Linked DNA regions of Homo sapiens: region 2 is linked to region 1. A link is a contact called in ENCODE Hi-C data. All regions are on one chromosome and are shown on one strand. The core of a region is the stretch at or near the end of the contact, and the rest is flanking DNA. Distances in the headings are between cores, read along the strand shown. Region 1 holds the start of PCGF3 (polycomb group ring finger 3). Region 2 overlaps FGFRL1 (fibroblast growth factor receptor like 1).

Region 1 (4,552 bases), core at 1,772-4,271:
ACTGGGGGTGGGGGGCCCAAGGCTGTGGCACCAGTTCCAGCAGGACAGGGCGGGTTTGGGCCAGAGCAGCCTTGGAAAGCCATGGTTGGATGATGGGAAGTTTCCAAGACAGAGCTGGCAGGACTTTCTGATGAAAACAGAAGAGAGCAATTGGGAACAAGACCACATGTCTGTACCCCAGCAACAGAAAGGGTGGTGACAAAGGCAGTTGGATTTACCCCACAAAGTCCTGGAGCATTTGGTTGAGACATGGGGGTAGGCGCAGATGCCTGATGTGCTTAAGAGAGAACTCGGGGAGGGAAATTGGAGAAAGAGTTCCTGAAGAGTGACGCTGTGAAGACAGCAGAGAAGCACAGGGTCCAGCGAGCTCTTTCTGTTCTGCTCCATCCTCAAGGATGGGCAGACCCTCTGCCAGTTTGTGAGTGACCAGAATGATCTGCCAGAGAGGCACCCAATGGCCCTAGGAGGCCCTAGTGACTGGGTGGGCAGGGAGGGCGGACCGGCACCCTGGGGAAGGTTGGGGCACCCTCTGGGGGGGACAGGGGCCTCCCCTCTACTCCAGTCTGCTTGTGCCATGATTCCTGCCTCCCTTCTTTACAGCTCTGCTAAGGAATACGTGCCTGTATGTAATATGTGCACACCCCGAACTCACACCAGGACAGCACACACTGCCAACACCCTAGGCTTCTTTGGCCCCGATGCCTCCACCCTCGGGCCTTGGCTGAGTGAGGTCCCAGGAGGGTGCAGGTGGGAGACCTGGCTGGCTGCCGATGGGCCATGGATGGCCAGTTTGGGCATGAGAGGAAGAGGGTGCAGAGGACTCTGGGGTCTTGCCTCAGGACTGGCGGTGGGGGGTGGGGGGTCCTGGGGTACACAGCAGACTCAGGATGGCCTGGGGAAGCCATCCGGCCATGTGGCATTTAAGCTTCCTAATGACATTCAGCAGAAACAGAGCTGGACACAAGAGCCCAGGGCTCAGAGTCAAGGTCCGGGCACCGCTGGCACCCACCCAGGAGAGTAGTGGGAAGCCTAGGGGTAGGGTCTGCACCTCCTTGAGGAGGGGCCTGGGGCCTGGAGTGAGTTCTGAACTGCAGCTTACCACTCTGCCTCTTCCTGAGGCCACCACACTCAGCCCAGGACTGTTCCTGGCCTGCTGGCCACCCCCTGCCCCTTGCACCCCAGCACCAATACCTTGCCCCTGCCCTCCTTCTGGGATGATCCTCCAGTCCTCCCCTCCACATCTGGGGCCTGCCTCCACCAACTGAAAACTGCAGTCAGGGCTCTTGTGGAGGGCCAGCACCCCAGTACCCCAATCCCAGGCAGCCCTCTCCAGTGGGCCCCTCCCCTGCACTGGGCCACCCCATGGCTCCACGGAGCCCTCCCTGCCTCCCCTCCCCCGGGGGCAGCAGTGGCCACATTTAGTCCCTCCCCTTCACAGCAGCATGCCTGGGAATGCTGTACACATTCACATGTCTGCTGTCTGTCCTCCTCCCACCCGGATAACGTGTCCACCCAGTGCTGGAGATCTCAGCAGGCCCCCAGCCCTTCTCAGGCCCCTCTCAGCAGCGGACTCAAGCCGCTTCCCCACGTGCTGCACCATACCTGGGCCCGGGGCCCCCTGCCTGGTGGCTGCTCCCGGGGTCCAACTCTAGACTTCACGGGGACAGTCGCAGGGTCACTCCCTCAGCCACCACCTCTCCAGACGGGACGAGCTAATGACTCCCGACTCCTGCTCCATGCCTGCACCGCACAGCCTCGCAGCGAGTGCCCCTGGGCCTACGGGGCCTCCCCTCTCGCCACCAAGCCTCCACACTGCGCGGTGCCCCGCCGCCCGGAACCACAGTGGTCTCGCTTCCCACCCAAGACCCAACCTGCCCTCCCGTCCTGGGCCGCCAGCCCAGAACCCGCAAACCGGGAGACCCTAGGACCCCGCGTGCCTGCACGTCCGCCTCACCCCCGCACGCGCCCTCGGTCCTCGGATCCCGCCCTCTCAGGACAGTGCCAGTCCCACGAAGGCGCAAATGCCGCCCGTACTGCTCCACCCTGGCGGAGGGCACCCAGGTCGGAGAGTCCGCACGTGGGTGCCCTGTCCGTCCTGATGCTGAACATAACCTAAATACAAGCCTAAACATGACCAGACCCGAACCCCTGACCCTGACCCCACCCCTAATCCTGACCCTAACCCTAAACCCAACCCTAACCCTAAACCTAACCCCTAACTCTGACCCTACCCCTAATCCTGACCCTAACCGTAAAACCAACCCTAACCCTAACCCCTAATGCTGACCCTAACCCTAAATCCAGTCCTAACCCTGACTCTAACCCTAACCCTGACCCTAACCCTAAAACCCAACCCTAACCCTAACCCTGACCCTAACCCTAAACCCAACCCTAACCCTAGACCAGACCCTAACCCCTGACCCTGACCCCACCCCTAATCCTGACCCTAACCATAAACCCAACCCTAACCCTAACCCCTAATGCTGACCCTAGCCCTAAACCCAGTCCTAACCCTGACTCTAACCCCTAACCCTGACCCTAAACCTAAACCCAACCCTAACCCTGACTCTGACCCCTAACCCGACCCCTGACCCTAACACCGACCCTTAACCCTGCCGGGAGGGCGCTCAGTCCCGGCTCCCACAAAGGACAGCAGCACCCGTACTGGACGGCACCCCCGGAGGGACCCGGGCCTGAGGACTCTGCTGCTCCAGCGCCCCAGCTCACGATCGTCCAGGACCCGTCGGGTCCCTCAGCACAGCGCGGCCCTGTCGCTCTCCTGACCACGCCCCTCATGGCCCCGCCCTATGCCTCGCCCCTGGCCCTCGCGCCCCGCGGCTCCCTCCGCCGAGTCCAGGCCCGACGCGCCTGCGCCCTCTGAACACGCCCCTCCCCGCCCCTATCCCCACCCCTTACCGCCTGGCCCCGCCCACGCCCCTTGCCGCGGGGTGGGAGCCCAGACGCACACCGCGCATGCTCCGAGCGCGGCGCCCCCGACGCGGCGCTCGGCTCGGCTCGGGCATTTCCGCCTCTTTGTTTTAAACTCCGGACGGGCTTTTTTCTCCTCCTCTTGGGGGGGACCCAGAGGGAGCGGCGCCCCCTCCCCCCTCCGGCGCGGACCCCGCGTGCGCCTTGCTCGCCCGCAGCCCCGAGACCGCAGGTCAGTGAGTCCGCCCCGCCTGGCCTGGGCCCTCGGCGCCCGCTCCTCAGGCTGCGGCCTCGGCCCGTGTCCGGCCCGGAAGGCTCCGAACCCCGGGCCCGCGCTCCGTCGTCCCCGTCGGCCTGGCCCGGGAAGCCCTTGGCAGGCCCGGGAGGGCCGGCACCCCAGCCCAGTCAGGACTCCGGGAGGTCGAAGACCCCAGCCCAGGCAGGACTCCGGGAGGGCCAAGAGCCCAGCCCAGGCAGGACCCCGGGAGGGCTGGGACTCCAGCCTAGGCAGGACGCAGGGAGGGCAAGACCCCAGCCCAGGCAGGACTCCGGGAGGTCGAAGACCCCAGCCCAGGCAGGACCCAGGGAGGGCTGGGACAGCAGCCCAGGCAGGACGCAGGGAGGGCAAGACCCCAGTCCAGGCAGGACGCAGGGAGGGCAAGACCCCAGCCCAGGCAGGACTCCGGGAGGTCGAAGACCCCAGCCCAGGCAGGACCCAGGGAGGGCAAAGACCCCAGAACAGGGAGGGCCAAGACCCCAGACCAGGCAGGACCCCGGGAGGGCCAAGACCCCAGACCAGGCAGGACCCAGGGAGGGCGAAGACCCCAGCCCAGGCAGGACCGCGGGAGGGCAGGGACCCCAGACCAGGCAGGACCCCGGGAGGGCCAAGACCCCAGACCAGGCAGGACCCAGGGAGGGCGAAGACCCCAGCCCAGGCAGGACCGCGGGAGGGCAGGGACCCCAGACCAGGCAGGACCCTGGGAAGGTCGCGACCCCAGCCCAGGCAGGACCCAGGGAGGGCGAAGACCCCAGACCAGGCAGGACCCAGGTGAGGGCGAAGACCCCAGCCCAGGCAGGACCGCGGGAGGGCAGGGACCCCAGACCAGGCAGGACCCTGGGAAGGTCGCGACCCCAGCCCAGGCAGGACCCAGGGAGGGCGAAGACCCCAGACCAGGCAGGACCCAGGTGAGGGCAAAGACCCCAGCCCAGGCAGGACCGCGGGAGGGTAGGGACCCCAGCCCAGGCAGGACCCTGGGAAGGTCGCGACCCCAGCCCAGGCAGGACCCCGGGAGGGCTGGGTCTTCAGACCAGGCAGGACCTGAAGAGAGTTGGGCTCTGGGATTGCACAGGACCCCCAGAGTGCTAGGACACAATGACACATCATCCAGGAGGGTCTGACCCTGGGACAGGTCACCGAGAAGGGCTGGGACCCCAAGATGGGTCACCAAGGAGGGTCGGACCTGGCCACCTGGCAGGGCCCGGGGGGGCTAGGACCCTGGGAAGAATCACGGAGGAGGGCCAGACGTAGGGACCAGGCAGAATCCAAAGAATGCCAGGACCCCAGAATAGATCCCCCAGGAAGGTCCTGCCTTAAAGTGGGTCACAGACGAGGGCCAGGACCCCA
Region 2 (4,562 bases), core at 1,868-4,367, 320 kb after region 1:
CGTGGGTTGGACGCCCGTCCAGGTGGCGTGGTGCCCTGGCCGCTGTCCTGGTGTGATCATTCCCCAGGAATCTGGGGGGATGGGCTTCCTCCTGGGCAGGCCCTCCTGCGGGGGGTCTTGGGCCGGCAACAGCAGGGGGTCCGGGGAGCCCAGGTGGGGGTGGGATAGGCCTGGCGAGGGGGAGGGAGGCTGTTTGCTTTAGGATAAGCCTGGCTCCTCTGGCCCAGCTGCCTCTGCCCGTGCCTACAGCGCTTGCAGGCCGGCCCTGGGGGCCACGCTTCCGGCCATCCAGCGGTCATTTGTCTCTGCCCCCTTTCTCAGTGGTGACCACAGGCGGGGGTCCCGCCTCCCTGTCTGTGCCTGTCATCCTGCACCTCCCGCATGCCTTTGGGGACCCTTACCTCACCAAGCCTTGCTTGTATCTGCCTGGGGCAGGGTGGGGGCTGGGAAACCTTCCCGAAGTGTAGCTGGGGCTTTCAGCCTCTGAGGTGGGCTCCCTCCCCAGATGTGGGGGGCTGGGTCAGTGTGCTCCCACCCAGGACAGGGCCAGGCACTCGCTCTCTTGCTTCTTCTGGACAGTTGTGTGGGTGAACACTTGTGTGCACCCATGAACATGCACGTGTGAGGCCTGTGCCCAGGTAGCCAGCCAGGAGGCCCAGGCACCCCTGCAGGCTGTGGGCCACAGGGGCTGGGCTGGCCAGGGGCCTTGGCCACTCCCCCTTGGTCCCGGGAGGCCCTGTGGGTGGTGGGATTTCAGGCAGCGACAGGTGCTGGTGGGGTCAACCTGGGGTGCGTCTGGGACCTGGGCCGGCTGGGAAGGGGTCAGGAGGCCCCAGTGCTGTGGGCCCTGCAGCCGCTTCCTCCCCGGGACAAATTTGCCAGAGCTGCCCCCAGCCCTGGGCAGCTCACAGAACCACACTGAGGGGGTGGTGGGCTGGCAGCCCCCCACAGCCGCCATCTCATTTCCTCTCCGGGGAGCTGCAGGGAGGGTAGGGAAGGAGGGGCTTCAGGGCTGGGGCCCATGGCCTGGGTGGGAGGGTCCTGAGTTGAGGGAGAGACGTGAGTCAGAGAAGAGACCCCCACATGTTTTCTCAGAGAGGCCAAGGACTGGGATGGGCCGGGTGAGCCAGGGCTGAGAAGAATCCCTCCCTCCAGAGCCTCAGCCCACCCTTTGTGTTTCTGGGCACAGCAGGGAGGCGCCGTGTCTCCACTCCCAGCCCCAGCGGCCAATGATGCCTGTGGGCTCAGAACCTAGAGGCCCTGGGCAACGCCCCCTGTGCTATCAGCACTGATTGGGAGGCCTCCAGAGAGGTGATAGGGATTCTCTGTGAGGGTCCCTGTCCCCAGACTTGGGGGTCAGAATGGGAGCTGCTCCCTGAGTGTCTGAAGACGCCAGTGGGAGACGTCACAGGGCCACTGTTAACTGTGTATTGGAGGAACACGCGGCCCCAGGCCCCATCGAGATGGCCTGGAGCAGCTGCTACCTCTTGGTGTTCTGCACGCAGCCTGGACGCTCCCAGACAGCAGTGGCTGCAGTGCGGGATGGACACTGTCACCCATGGGCTGGCGAGAGATGCCCTGGGAACTGTGGGGTGCCTGCGGCCGCCTCTCCGACATGGAGAGCAGTGAGTGGGCTGTGGTCGCCGCTGCAGGACTTGGGAGCAGCACGTGGGGAGTGGGGCACGCAGGGCCCTCCTTTCCCAGGAGCTCCATCCAGGTACAGGCCCTGCGGTGCCCCGAGTTTCTGAGGCCTGCAGGGTCTGTGTGTTCTAGGTTCATCTTCCTGGCCGGCTTGGCACTGCCCACTGGGGCTGGTCACACACACACAGAACCCTGGCCCTGCCTTCCAGCCCAGAGGCACCCAGGCAGGGGATGGGGTGGGGTGGGGACTGAGGCAGGGGATGGGGTGGGGACCCAGGCAGGGGATGGGGTGGGGACCCAGGCAGGGAATGGGGCGATGGGGCGGGGTGGGGACCCAGGCAGGGGAAGGGGCGGGGTGGGGACCCAGGCAGGGGATGGGGTGGGGTGGGGACCCAGGCAGGGGAAGGGGTGGGGCTGGGGTGGGGACCCAGGCAGGGGATGGGGCGGGGTGGGGACCCAGGCAGGGGAAGGGGCGGGGTGGGGACCCAGGCAGGGGATGGGGTGGGGTGGGGACCCAGGCAGGGGAAGGGGCAGGGCTGGGTGGGGACCCAGGCAGGGGATGGGGCGGGGTGGGGACCCAGGCAGGGGAAGGGGCGGGGTGGGGACCCAGGCAGGGGATGGGGCGGGGTGGGGACCCAGGCAGGGGAAGGGGCGGGGTGGGGACCCAGGCAGGGGATGGGGCGGGGTGGGGACCCAGGCAGGGAATGGGGGTGGGGTGGGGACCCAGGCAGGGAATGGGGTGGGGACCCAGGCAGGGGAAGGGGTGAGGTGGGGACCCAGACAGGGGGTGGGGTGGGATGGGGACCCAGGCAGGGGATGGGGTGGGGCGGGGACCCAGGCAGGGGATGGGGTGGGTTCCTTTCTGCCAGGAAAGGAGGCCTCTGCCAGGAAAGGAGGGCTCGGCTTCTCCACATAGGGTGGGATGGTGCAGGTGGCCATGTGGAGCCGCAGCCTTTCTGCTCCTGTGGGTTTCACAGGTGGTGGGAGGACATACTGGCTGCCCCCCAGACAGGAGCGGCAGTGCCCGTGGTCAGCCCGAGCTACGTCTCTCCAGAGGCTTGCTCTCTGACCCCAGGGCCTTGGGGTCATGCCCCCTCAAGGCTAAGGTGCCTGGCAGGGTACGGCCCTTGGGGGTGGGCAGACAGACCTGGGCATCTGTGGTCCCTGAACTCAGGTCTGATATTGACACAGACGTGGGTGCTGCACAGACTCTCATCCACACATTGCACAGGCTCAGGCAGCCCGCCGTGCTCGGTTGCTTGTGGATAGCTGTGGGGTCGCTGGCCCATGCCCAGGCCCGGCTGGGCCCTGGGCTGATGGTTGGGTGGGAATTAGGTGAGGGGCCTGGGGCCTCTTTGGGACCCACCAGGCCCCCCATCCCCCTACTGCCCTTGTCCTTGGGGGGCCACTGTCCCCTCTGACCTCGGGTGTACGGCTGCTTCCTGTATGACCAGAAGGAGACTCTGCCCTTTTGGTTGGTGGTTTTCGAGAGTTACCAAGCGCAGCTGTTTTGCATCCTCTGGGGACCCTGCTCCCTTCTCGTGTCTCAAAGAGCCAGCCTCTGGGGCCACGGGGCTGCCCCGGCCATGAGAGGCTGCTGACGTGGTGTTTGCTGGGCCAGTGCTCAGGGCTTTGGTGCATGTGGGCAGCTGAGGCCTGGGTCAGGGGCACTGCACCTCGGCCCCTCTGCTCATCTTGGGCAGGTGACCCAGGTGGAGCTCAGGCCCGAGGTCTGTGCTGGGCCGTGGGTCCCCTTTTGACCGCCCCCCCGGCTCCGGACCCCAAGCCCCTCCTCGCTGACTGTTCCTCGGTCCCACCCGCAGGCCCCCCAAAGATGGCGGACAAGGTGGTCCCACGGCAGGTGGCCCGGCTGGGCCGCACTGTGCGGCTGCAGTGCCCAGTGGAGGGGGACCCGCCGCCGCTGACCATGTGGACCAAGGATGGCCGCACCATCCACAGCGGCTGGAGCCGCTTCCGCGTGCTGCCGCAGGGGCTGAAGGTGAAGCAGGTGGAGCGGGAGGATGCCGGCGTGTACGTGTGCAAGGCCACCAACGGCTTCGGCAGCCTGAGCGTCAACTACACCCTCGTCGTGCTGGGTTAGTCGCTGCTGCGGTCAGAGGTCATGGGCTGGGTTGGAGCCAGGCAGGGGTGTGCAGGAGGGCGGACGGGGACACACCTGGGGCCCGAGAGTCAGCCAGCCCCCGGCAGAAAGCCTTCCTTCGGTGCCCTGCCCCACCTCAGCTGGCTGCACCTCTGCCACCATCCCCCAGGTATCCTGTCCCGTTCCTGTCCCCGTCAGGCTCCAGCCTCGGAGCCTTCCTCCCAGCGGAGGGCGGAGGGTGGAGGGCGGGAGCCGAAGGCAGTGGTCCCACAGAAGGGCTGGGGCCCGAGGCCTTGGCAGGGTGTGCCGGCCGTCGGCTGTGACTTTGAGGCTCGGGTTTCGGAGTTCAGAGGAGCCGCCGGGATGCGTGGCCTTTCTGTTCTCTTCTGCGCCTGGGGCCCGGGCGCTGGGCTTGGACAGGTGTCCAGAGAGACACGCCCTCCATACCTAGGGACCCGGCACCCCGCCTGCTCCGCTGGGCTCCTGGGTGTGGGGCCCTCGGGTGGAGCTCCTGGGAGCTGGGCTGGCCCGTTTCTTTTTTTTTTTTAATTCTACTTTAAGTTTTAGGGTACATGTGCCCGTTTTCTGAATACAGGAGCCTGGCCCAGGCCCCAGCAGGGTCTGGGGGTGCGGCCTGAGACAGCCTGGTCCTGGGCTCAGTGAAGGAGCGGCTGTCACAGGGTGGATGGAGGGGACATTCCACAGCACGCCCTGCCCCTCGGCATTGTGTGGAATGGGAAAACTGGCTGTCCCCCACCCCCACCCCACAGTCCTTTCAAAGGGGACGATGACCGGGTGGTATGAGAGTCTCGTCTGTTCA

Evidence for each region. Hi-C counts contacts between places; a loop is a spot of excess contacts on that map. Pooled maps may share reads with other maps.
Region 2: a pooled map shows a loop between it and region 1 (2.9-fold over the local background). The contact joins the enhancer-like site here to the promoter of PCGF3 in region 1. A Hi-C loop is called at or near these places in 2 of 168 maps with a recorded cell type or tissue (both naive thymus-derived CD4-positive, alpha-beta T cell), 2 of 37 single-sample maps with no recorded cell type and 14 of 50 pooled maps.

What each region holds. Positions count from the first base shown.
Region 1 is chr4:702,811-707,362 of GRCh38, forward strand. It overlaps PCGF3 (polycomb group ring finger 3), which reads left to right and starts at 3,022. Exons shown (of 11, transcript NM_006315.7): 1 at 3,022-3,160. RefSeq lists enhancers at 1,042-1,769, 2,810-3,795, 3,796-4,552 and a silencer at 2,745-3,444.
Region 2 is chr4:1,018,739-1,023,300 of GRCh38, forward strand. FGFRL1 (fibroblast growth factor receptor like 1) reads left to right here. Exons shown (of 7, transcript NM_001004356.3): 3 at 3,465-3,737. Among named protein-coding and RNA genes, the nearest start is that of FGFRL1, 9.4 kb to the left of the region's middle. RefSeq lists an enhancer at 1-270. Within about 2 kb of position 3,118, at least 3 of the 41 ENCODE cell types and tissues checked have a DNase peak (open chromatin) inside an H3K27ac peak, as active enhancers do.